2 separate regions of the Homo sapiens genome follow, and region 1 is linked to region 2. The links are chromatin loops, found by intact Hi-C in ENCODE. Cell type or tissue: Caco-2. All regions are shown on one strand. Each heading gives the region's core, and the rest is flanking DNA. Links, peaks and the distances in the headings are about the cores only.

What was found. A loop is a pair of places that touch in the nucleus more often than their neighbours do. Peaks named below come from ENCODE experiments on the same cell type or tissue, not always from the same donor. Only the 100,000 strongest peaks of a DNase experiment are listed, where the experiment ranks them.
Region 1: a loop joins it to region 2, with 5 times the contacts of the local background. A loop is called at or near these places in 1 of 110 quality-filtered maps.

What each region holds. Positions count from the first base shown.
Region 1 is chr4:28,355,941-28,361,335 of GRCh38, forward strand. The region is part of intron 2 of LOC105374557 (a long non-coding RNA gene); the gene reads left to right. Among named protein-coding and RNA genes, the nearest start is that of MIR4275, 460 kb to the right of the region's middle. In Caco-2, for the core only: no CTCF peak of the experiment used is centred there; a DNase peak (open chromatin) is centred at 2,271.
Region 2 is chr4:28,434,537-28,439,931 of GRCh38, forward strand. All of the region lies in intron 2 of LOC105374557 (a long non-coding RNA gene), which reads left to right. Among named protein-coding and RNA genes, the nearest start is that of MIR4275, 380 kb to the right of the region's middle. In Caco-2, for the core only: no CTCF peak of the experiment used is centred there; DNase peaks (open chromatin) are centred at 1,745, 2,065 and 2,365.

The sequences.
Region 1 (5,395 bases), core at 171-5,170, 79 kb before region 2:
ATCCCCCATTTTTACCTACATCCTGACTACATCCTTTACATTGTTGTTTAAGTAAGTTATTTAAGGGGAAATATGATTGCAAATTCCCAGTGCTGGTTGAAGTATTTCCGTGTTTTCCCATTCCTTATAGAATAAGGCTTCAAGCACTTTAGCAAGACAAAAAAGAACCTTTCCTAATTGGTATTATTATTCTCCTGCAAATCAAAATTTGCCATGCTGTAGAAAGTACTTATTACTCCAGTAATATTCTTCTGTGTCTTACCTCATTATTTTATGTATCTCTTTTTTCCTATGAATATTTATTGTTCAGCTACTCTGCTGAAATTGCTGTGGTCTATATTGGGTAAGAAAAATTGGACCTAGTCTCTGATACTGTGATTCTTACAGTCTGATGGGGAGACAGATATTAATTGAATAATCATATAAATACAAATAAAATCACAACTGTGACAACAGGCATAAAAGAAGGGAACACAGTGCTATTTCTTTTTTTTTTTTTTTTTCCTGAGACGGAGCGTCACTCTGTCATCCAGGCTGGAGTATAGTGGCGTGATCTCAGCTCACTGCAACCTCTGCCCTCTGAGTTCCAGCGATTCTCCTGCCTCAGCCTCTTGAGTAGCTGGGATTACAGGTGCCTGCCACCTCGCCCTGCTAATATTTTGTATATTTAGTAGATACCAGGTTTCACCATCTTGGCCAGGCTGGTCTTGAACTCCTGACCTCGTGATCCACCCGCCTCGGCCTCCCAAAGTGCTGGGATTACAGTCGTGAGCCACTGCACCTGGCGGAACATAGTGGTATTTCTATAGGCCAATTACAAAAGAGTGAGATTAAGTCAGAGAAATCAGGAAAACTTTCTTGAGATAGAATTTTAGAGCAAAGATCTAAAGGATATAGATGCTATCTTTGCAATAAGAGAATGGAAGGCCATTAAAACAGAACCTTACCTACTTCCTTCCAGGCTTTCATTGATTTACCTTTCTTCCTCATCCACTTCTCCCTTTTCACATGATTCAAAATTTACGTCTCCCAGAAAACATTCCTCACTCTTTTCTTCTCAGACTAGTTAACCCCTCTTTCTGTTACCCCCCAAATGGCACATTATTTGCATTGTATTATTTCTCTTTTATGATACTTTCAACATTATTTTCTAATTACTTTTTAATAATTATGATGCTCCAGTTGAGTGAAAGTTTTTTAGGGCCATGTCCTTCAATTTTTATCTGGAGTAGGAAATGTCAAGAATTCAATATATGCTTGTTGAAGAAAGCAAAGAAGGAAAGGAAAGCAAATAAATGGAAATGGAAAGAGACAGCAGGAGAGATGGGCAAAGAAGGAGATGGGAAAGGAGGAGAGGGAAGGAAGAGAGACCTGAAGAGGGAAGAGATAAAGAAAGAAAATACAGAGCAAGTAAAGTGTCCAAATAGACACTTTCATTTTCTACTACAAATTCACCTATTCAGTAAGATCAAGGAAAAATTTCAGCTGGGCACAGTGGCTCATGCCTGTAATACCAACACTTTGGGAGGCCAAGGAGGGTAGATGGCTTGAGGGCAAGAGCTTGAGACTATCCTGGGCAACACAGTGAGACCCTGTCTCTATTAAAAAATAAAATAAAATGGTCAAAAAAAAATATAAGTTTCTTTACAAGGTCGCTTTGATTTTTGCCAGACAAATATGTGTTCTTTCTACTTAAAACTTCAAGTATTTACACTTATTACACTTTGCTTATACTTATTACAATTTGATTATACTTTGCTCTGTTCTGCTTTATGTCTTTTTTTTTTTTTTTTGCATCTACCTAACTAAATGATTTCAAAAATAGGTTCCAGGTATTGTTATTTAATTCAATATTTTTATATTTTATATGTTTATATTTATATGTTTATATTTTTATATTTTATATGTTTAATTCATGAGATAAAATAAAATGAAAGAATGTCTCTTTCACTTTCTTCCTTTACTAATACTTTCTTCCTATATTGGCCTGCTTTATGTTGAAGTCTCTTCAACCCTTTACTGATCTCTAAAACTTTTCTCTGTATGGACAGGAATGAAGTACGAAGTGGAACAACTCTCAATGCAAAGCTTAAGGGTTGCCGGACAAGTTTTAGGGACACATTTATTAGCCAGAGTTTTTAGAAATCAGCACTATTGATGTCACTCTGGGCTGGATCATATTTTGTTGAGATAGGGACTGTCTTAAGGCTTTGTAGGATGTTCAGCAGCATCCCTTGCTTCTGCCCACTAGATGCCAGTAGCAGCCATCCCCCACCACCAGCACTCTTGACAGCCAAAACTGTCTCCAGACTTATTTGCCAAAGGTTCCCCGAGGAGCAAAATCAACCTTGACTGAGAATCACTGCTTTTAACTAACAGAGTCCCATTTCCCCAGATACGTTAAAGAATAAAAAATAAAACAACTCCATGAATTTTCTAGGGGATTTAATGTATGTGGAATGTTTACTAGTCTGGCATAAAGAAGATACTGCTTATTCTTATAATTATTATAGATCTGTTTGTTTCCTATATCTTTCCTAGTGAGGTATGATAACATATTGTCCTTTTAGACCAAATCACCATATTGGCCCAATAATGCAAGTGAATTATTTTTAAAGATTTTAAAATTCATTATTGTTGTCAGCAAGGAGTGGAGGGGATAGAAAGTGTCAAATTGGTTCCCTCAGATTTTATTCTTGTACAAGGATGATTTGAATTATTAGCCTCAAATTATAACTTTATGTGTCTGTCTATTATTTGACACATGTCTACCCATTCACACTAATAGTGAGATTTTAAAGTTGATTTTTAAATGGGTCACGGTTGACTTGATATTTCAACATGTGGGAGAGATTAGAATTATTGGCAAGCTGTATTCCCTCTTCTAGATCAAATGTTGAATAAGGCAAAAAATCCATCCAAGTTCTAATTTTAACTTCGTTCTTAAACTATTTATGGTGCAGAAACTTGTACAAAATTGCTAAAAGTAGTAGTTGGTTCCTTCTGACCACATTTGTATATAAACCCCTCAAAGAACTACTGTTAAGTATCAACTTTTAAAATGAACATTTTGCTTGCAAGGTATCTCTATTAGGAGACTCTTTTCCAATGAAGCTAAGAATTATGTAACTTTCTAATCTAAATCAACGTACCCAATCTTGTTCTACAATGTTTATTTAAAACTTCATAATAATTACTTGAAACAATATGTATCATTTTAATCTTCCTAAAATGTATGTTTCTCAGTTTCTTTGGTTAAAATCTTATATGATTTATATATGATTTATTATAGCCTCTTATTATCTTCCCTCATAAAATTAATGCAAAATTTTCCATTGTTTTAAAACACCACAGTCAGTGTTAACGACATTTGCATTGCTCTTATTAAAATATAAAGGAAACAATTTTCAAAGGATATACCTCCAATTGGAGACAAAAATAAATTAAAGAGATAATAGAAAAATGTTCCTTCAATTACTAATTATGGAATTATTTTTAATACATTAAAATGAAAAAGGTTTTATTTTTATCCCAGAAATTTAACCTTTTAATTTACATGCTAGTATTTTGCTTTCATTTATCTATATATATATAAACATTTTCAGGTTTACATTTATTTCCCTAATTTGATTTTAGACTGTTCATCTATGTAGAATATTAATTAAGATTAAGGGAAATTTGAGAAGAGATATAAATCTTAAGCTGGAAAATATTTGTGATCATTCAGATGTCATTCACTAATTAGTCAATGAAACAACAATGTTTGAAAAAAATTTTTAAATGGGTTCAGATCTATGTGATGGTTATGATTTTAACATTATCTTTGTCTCCTGTTTATAGGTCAATTGTATTTGCCACCTATTATTAAATTAAATATTCTAGAATATTTGACAGACTTTAGAAGTCCTCTACTTTAACCTTCTCTTCTGTCTTTGGTAGCTTTTAAAAGAACATGATACTTTTACAGTATGTGAAGATGCCGAGTGTATATTTCTATTTGCCCAATGTACCTTGCATATACTCCTAATCCCCTATAATTTCTACCACAGGCTTTAGTGTTGTTTCTAGTTGGATGCACAATTCTTCAAATATTAAAAACAAACATCAGAATAGACATCACAAGCTTCTTCAATTGCTTTAAATACACGAATTTGAATAATTCAGCCTGATACTTTCTTATAGAAATATTTAAATTTGTTATTATCCATTCTGTTCCTTCAAAAGGACTGTACCAGAACTGAACACAAAGTTTCAGGCATGGTTAAACATTTGAGACATTGCTGCCCTTGTTGTAAAAATTATAATTATGTTTAAGTAGCCAGCCTGAAGTTTTATTAACTTGGGGAAAAATTCAATTCAGTTAATTCAATAATATTAATAAAGTTTCTACTGTATACTAGCCACTATACTAATTGTGAAAGTTAAAAGATGAATACATTAATCTTACTATCAGGTGTATACAATATAATTAATTAATTAATATAAATAAAAGGTAATAGGGAAGTGGAGAGGAGTGATCCTTACTGGTAACTGAAGCAAAAATAAAGATTTAACATCTGATCTGAATTCTGGCAGACTAAGGGACCATTTGTTACAGAAATAAAGCACATAAAAGAAAAGAATAGCAAAAGTAAATAAGTGATTCTTGTCAAACTATACATAGTAATCTGTACGTCATAGATTTTACACATAGAATGGTAACAAAAATAATGAAATAATATTTTAGAAAGATGTATGTACATTTGGTAATTTTTGGTTGAAAGTGTAAGCAAATGCAATCTAGACTGTAGACTGGCTTAAGCAAAACAGCCAACAAAACTAACAAAAAATGTTGAGAGCCTAAGAGTTTATTTAGCTTAAGTTACCATGTCATCCAGATGTCCTCCCAAGTGTACCAGGATCGGATCTCTCTACTGCTCTCAGTTCTGCTTTCCTTTATGTAACTAGAAGCTACTTGGTGATAAGATGACTCAAGTAGTGTAGCCTTACATTTTGCAGTGTCAAGCCCAGCATGAAGGAAGTTCTTTGTCCTTCAAGTTTGAACAAAACTCCTGGAATAGACTCTCGTTTCCCCACACTGGGTTATATGCATCTCTCTGCACCTTCACAATACTTATGGGATAGGTTATTTCTTGGGTTATATCCAATCACATATCCATACTTGTAGACAGGGAAGAAATGAGAGAATACCAACATACAAATTAAAGTTTGAGTGAGATTATCCCTCCATGCTCCCCGCAAACATCAAGTTTCTGATGGCAAGGGAAGGAAGAATAGATTCTATTTGGCCAAAGTTGTAGGAGGAGAGGAAACACATGTACCATGAGATAATGTTTTTTCCAGGGATATGCCAAGATCATCTCTGTTATATGAGCAACTGCACCACCAGGTACTC
Region 2 (5,395 bases), core at 90-5,089:
CTGTCTACCTAATCTCTCTAGAATTTAGAATTTATTCGTGAGTATTCTTATTTTACGGCAATATAATTATTTGCAAAATTTCAATAAGAATGTCTTTGTTAACAGCACACAATTGGAAATCTGGTTCTTTCACCAAGGTTTTGAAAATAATGTCATATTTTCTGATCTGACCAGATAGCTTTCAGGAACCGAAGTGAATCATAAAGCCAGTAAAAGTCCCTCAGAAAAACTGGCCTCATATACCTTGTCTACACCCTTCCCTTGTAGGTTTACTGGCTTTATGATAAGTAAAGAATGTAACTTTCTGACAGGCCCAGGAATTTCAAAATATTTTGAGAACTTTGAGAAAAGAGAAATTTACCAATTTGTAGAAGTATTACAGATGCAGTCAGATGGTAAGGCTTTCTCTTGGCTCCTAGCCTTCACAGGCCTTTTAAAAATCTAACCTGAAGTCACTTACAAAAAATTCCAGCAAAGCCAGCTTTTTAAAAGCCTATATTATCAATCACTGTTCTTGTTACACTTTATGCAAATAATCTTGTCAAGTGAATGAGACTAAACTTATGTTTCAAACGAATTAGTCTGACTAAATATCTTTGGTAGAAATGGGAGTGAATGTTGAGAGAAAAATTGTGTTTAAAAAAGGCAAGTATAGTACATCTGTTATTAGATTCTAGCTCATTATTTTGAGGATTTTATTCTTTATCTACAGTCTGGACTAGATACTGAATTCTTTTAGTTTTTTTTTCAATATTAAGCTTTGAATCTCCAAACTAATATTTTTCAAATTTCCTCCCATCCTTCTGATTTTTTTCAATTTTCACTAAAATTGAAACTGCTTTTCCTGAGGCTTTGAATGCTGAAGCTAGTCAACTTGATAAATATAATTCAGAGAAATTACCCTGATGGCTTGCAGATGGACAAGCTTTATAACATTGAAACTGCAAACCAGGAAATTCTGTCAGTTTGCCACTGCCTGCTCTGCTCCAGCTGAAAATACTTTAGCTCAGGTTCAGAAATCTTCTCAGTGAGCTGCTATTCAGACTCAGAAAGTAGCTTGGAGAATACTCCAGACGTTAGGCTTTGCGAGTTTTTGTTTGTTTACATAGAAAAGTCTCTTTTAAATTTCCTTATTCTTACACTGCAAAGAGACCTAACCTTGATGGGTCCCATCTGCAATGCTCCTCCTGAAAAGAGACAGAGCTGTTTAACTGAACTGACCTATTTGGAGGACGAATAGACTGATTGAAAAAGGTATGTGGTAATGTATTCAAATTTGAGATGTTGTTTCCCTGCTTTTTCCTATATATGCTTTCTCCTCTCTTGTCTCAAAACTTTTAACCCAAATCTCTACATAGCTACCAATTCTTCTCTATTACGTGAAACTTTCTGAAAATTAAATTTCAAATGGGGAACCGAAGGAAACCAGCACATTTTACTTGAAAATATACTTCTGTATATATTTCTGTATAAATCCAAAGATTTATTTTCCTATTTCCTTTCCTAAACCAGAAGGGAAAGTCAAGCTGGGCACTGCATCAGGCAAACCTGCCTCCTATTTTATTCTTATATAAGTTAGCTACAAATTAAAAACAACTACACATCTCCCTCACGATTTGTCCACAGGAATTTCCTTGTGGGCCTCAAGATCTTTACCCTCAAACACTTCTGTTGAATTTTACCCAAGCCATGTAAATTACTAGCTTATTTCACAGGTGCCAGACAAAGGACAGTCAGAATTCAGTCATTCCTCTGCTCACCTGAGACAAATGCATATCTGATTACTACCTCTGTCCTATCATTTACGTAAAAATGCATATTCAGTGAGTCAGACTAAAGGCATACGTGACTATCCCTCTACCCTCCTCTCTCATGTAAGTTGTGTATTCAGTGAAAGAATGATCAAAGTCCCAAAAGAATGCAACCTTTTGTCTCTTATCTACCTATAACCTGGAAGACTTACTTTGAGTTGTCCCACTTTGCTGGAATAAACCAAAGTACATCTTATACATATTGACTGATGTCTCACGTCTCCCTAAAATGTGTGACAGCAAGCTGTGATCCGACTACCTTGGACACATGTCTTCAGGGCCTCCTGAGGCTGTGTCACAGGCACGTCCTTAACCTTGGGAAAATAAACTTTCTAAATTAATCGAGACCTGTCTCAGATACTTTTGAGTTCACACGTGTTTGACATATTTTGCTATGACTATTTAGAGGGGCTACAATCCACAGAAATAGCTCTGAAAAATTGTTCTCTTGTGGGGGAGATTTCTGACTGCAGAGAAAATCTACAGTAGTGAGGTAAACAGTGGTTACTGAGAAGAGCATAAATCACCCAGTGACCACTGAACAGGCCTCAGAGACGAAAACTCCTTATCTGAGGAATTTAGAAGGGAGCAAAGACCACCTGGTGACCCTCAAACACGCAAAACTGGGGAATGTAGAAGTAATTAAACTTCGCTAGTATTTAAAGTCAGTATCTGCTTCCAGACCTCTTTTAAACTTAAAATGTATAAGTAACTAGAATTTCTATACATCTCTGGAATGCCATGCCAAAACTCACTGTACAACACTTGCTTACGTTAAGGCACCAAAATTACTACAAATGTGATTATTTGTCATGACCTATGTGGCTAGTATGGTCCAAATTACCCTTAAGCTCCTGGCTTAAGGTCCATAAATACTCCTAAGGAAAAATAGAAATGACATAACTTATCATTCTAATGTTTCCATTGCTATCTGTTTTTACTCACCATATCATAGCTCAAGATTAACGTCCATAAACCATACCCCTACAAAATAAATTCATTGTGCCTTATTGGCTCTATTTTCTCAAACTTTAATCAATTACATAAACTTTCGTTGCCTGAAATTCTAGAATAACCAAATTTGTATCTACCACTCAAATATTTCCATGATTTATGATCAATATTTAGTTTTGTGTTTTTAAGGATTTTATATTTCCAATTTGTATTGCCTGGCATCATATACTAATATGAAGATATAAACGTACATCTATCATTCAACTCTTCTTAGTTTCTTAAGGTGGTTATTATGCCTTAAGATCTTTTTTTTTATCATGAAATATACCAAACGAAGTACCTTCTTTATAACACAGGTTTAATAAACATATTGAAAAAAAAGGTGTTAATTAATGAGAGGATTAAGCACTCAATTCTAACAAAAATGAATACACATTACAAGTTTTTAAACCAGTTTGAATTAAGGGTTTTTTTTGTTTTGTTTCTTAGTTTTTAGAAAAGTAGAATTAAGGAATCCAGGATCCAAATGAGATCTCTATGTCTTCCAAACCTGCTTTAAAAATTTTTCTCCCTTGTTTTAAGTGTTAGAGAGATGCAAAAGATAGTATTCGGGATTATATAATTTTGTTTATGACTTTAGTTATTGAACAGAAAATAGTTTAATCAATTAACACAAATACTTAGAAAACATTTTTCTACATATATAGAAAAGTAAAGAGATAAAGAGTTTAAAAATAAAAGTAAAGAGAAAAAAACAGAAAATAGGTCAGAATTGGGATAAGAATTCTAAGAAATTGGGAACGTTAAAGAAAAAAGAGAATTAATCACCAGAAAAAGAATGCTAGCGATTAATTCAATAGAATTATGTTCAAAACACTTCATGCGATGGTAATGTCGTAATATCCTACTTTTACTCATACATGGTTGCTCAAATTTTATAAACAATGATGCCTGAGGACCCTGTTCTTCATTAACCTGTCTAACCTTGATATGTAGAAACAGTTTAATGTTTTTTCAAATGCCATTAGTAAGCAGAAGTAATTTCAATTCATAAAACTAGGGCAGGAAGCAATTGACCCAATCAGACTGTTGCATTCCCCAATGCCATTTTTTAATTAGAAGTTTGTAACATTTTTTTTCTAGTTCTGAATTTCAAAGATCTCTTAGATTTAAAAAGTCTGGTTATCTTACAAAACTAAAATTCTGTGAGCCCCACATCATGTGACAACTCTGAAAATGCAGCTCTACTGCTTAAACTAGATTATTTGATTGAACCAAAATGGCATCACATTTTGCCCCAGATGATTTTCATGGATGACTCTTGGCAGACAAATTTTTACAATGCCACATTTATATGTTTGTTTTCTTTTTGACTGTTATTTTTTGGATTCAGGGTATATGATTATATTCTGAAAATATTAGTATATATCTACCAAGAAACAGAATAAATTACACTTTAAATATTAGTCATGTTACTTTATTGGAAACCAGAAGTCTCAAGGACATAAATGTCTGAATAAAGAGAAGGAGAAAGAGGAAAGGAGGGAGGGAAAGGAGAGAGAGAGGGAGAATTTTCTGTAAGCCTGGAGATGTCATTGGAATATGTGGGAAACAAAATGGAAGGAAGGAAAGAAATGGGAGAAAAGGGAAAGTAATATAAAGGGTACTTCAACGGTTTTCTTCATTTTGGCCTTGGGAAACCTAAGACAAAGTTAAATTAGAGAATAAAAATAGTAATATAAGTGACATAATTTTTCCACCTTATTTTCCATGTTGTGGCCCTGACTGCTATTGTCTATATTTCAAACTAATAATAATAATAATAATACCAAATGAAAATCTTTGAGAAATATGTCTTTCTTTCTCCAGTGCAGTGAAAATAAATTAAACCAAATGTCTCAACTAAGGGAAGCTCATAGTAATCTCCAGTGAAAGGGTAAATATTCTTCAGAAAACATATTAGTAAGATAACTTTTCAGTCAGCAATAGTTCTAGAAGTATTGATACAAAAACTCTGGATACCATGGAGGTTTAGTGGATGATCCTAATCAATTTAAAGTCAGCTAATGTTTTGTCCTGAGCAGAAGAACCAACCAACTTAAAATATGACATTTATTCTTGTTTTCTTCCTGGCCAGAATCTGATGTCACCAAGTTTTGATATATTTATCTTCATTCAACACATATTTGGATATTTACTATTTGATGCATACTATTCTAGGAACTCATGAATTACTGGTAAATCAAAGCCTAGTACCTATCAGCACTTTATAAAAATCCTTCTTCTCTTCTGCAAACAAATAAATAGTAGATGCCAGGTGTCAGTAAATTATAATACATAGGCCAAATCTAGCACGCTGACTGTTTCTGTGCAGCCAACAAATAAGAATGGTTTCTATATTTTTAATGCTTGGAATGAATGAAAAGAATAATAATTATGTGACTAATGAAAATAATATTGTGTGACAGATGAAATTCTAAGTTTACATTTCATAAGAAAGTTTTATTAGAACACAGACAAACTCATACATTTATATTTTGTCTACATTGTCAGCTACAGAGGCAGAGTTAAGTCACTGGGACAGAGATCATATGGCCCAGCCCACAAAGCCTAAAATATGTACTTCCTGG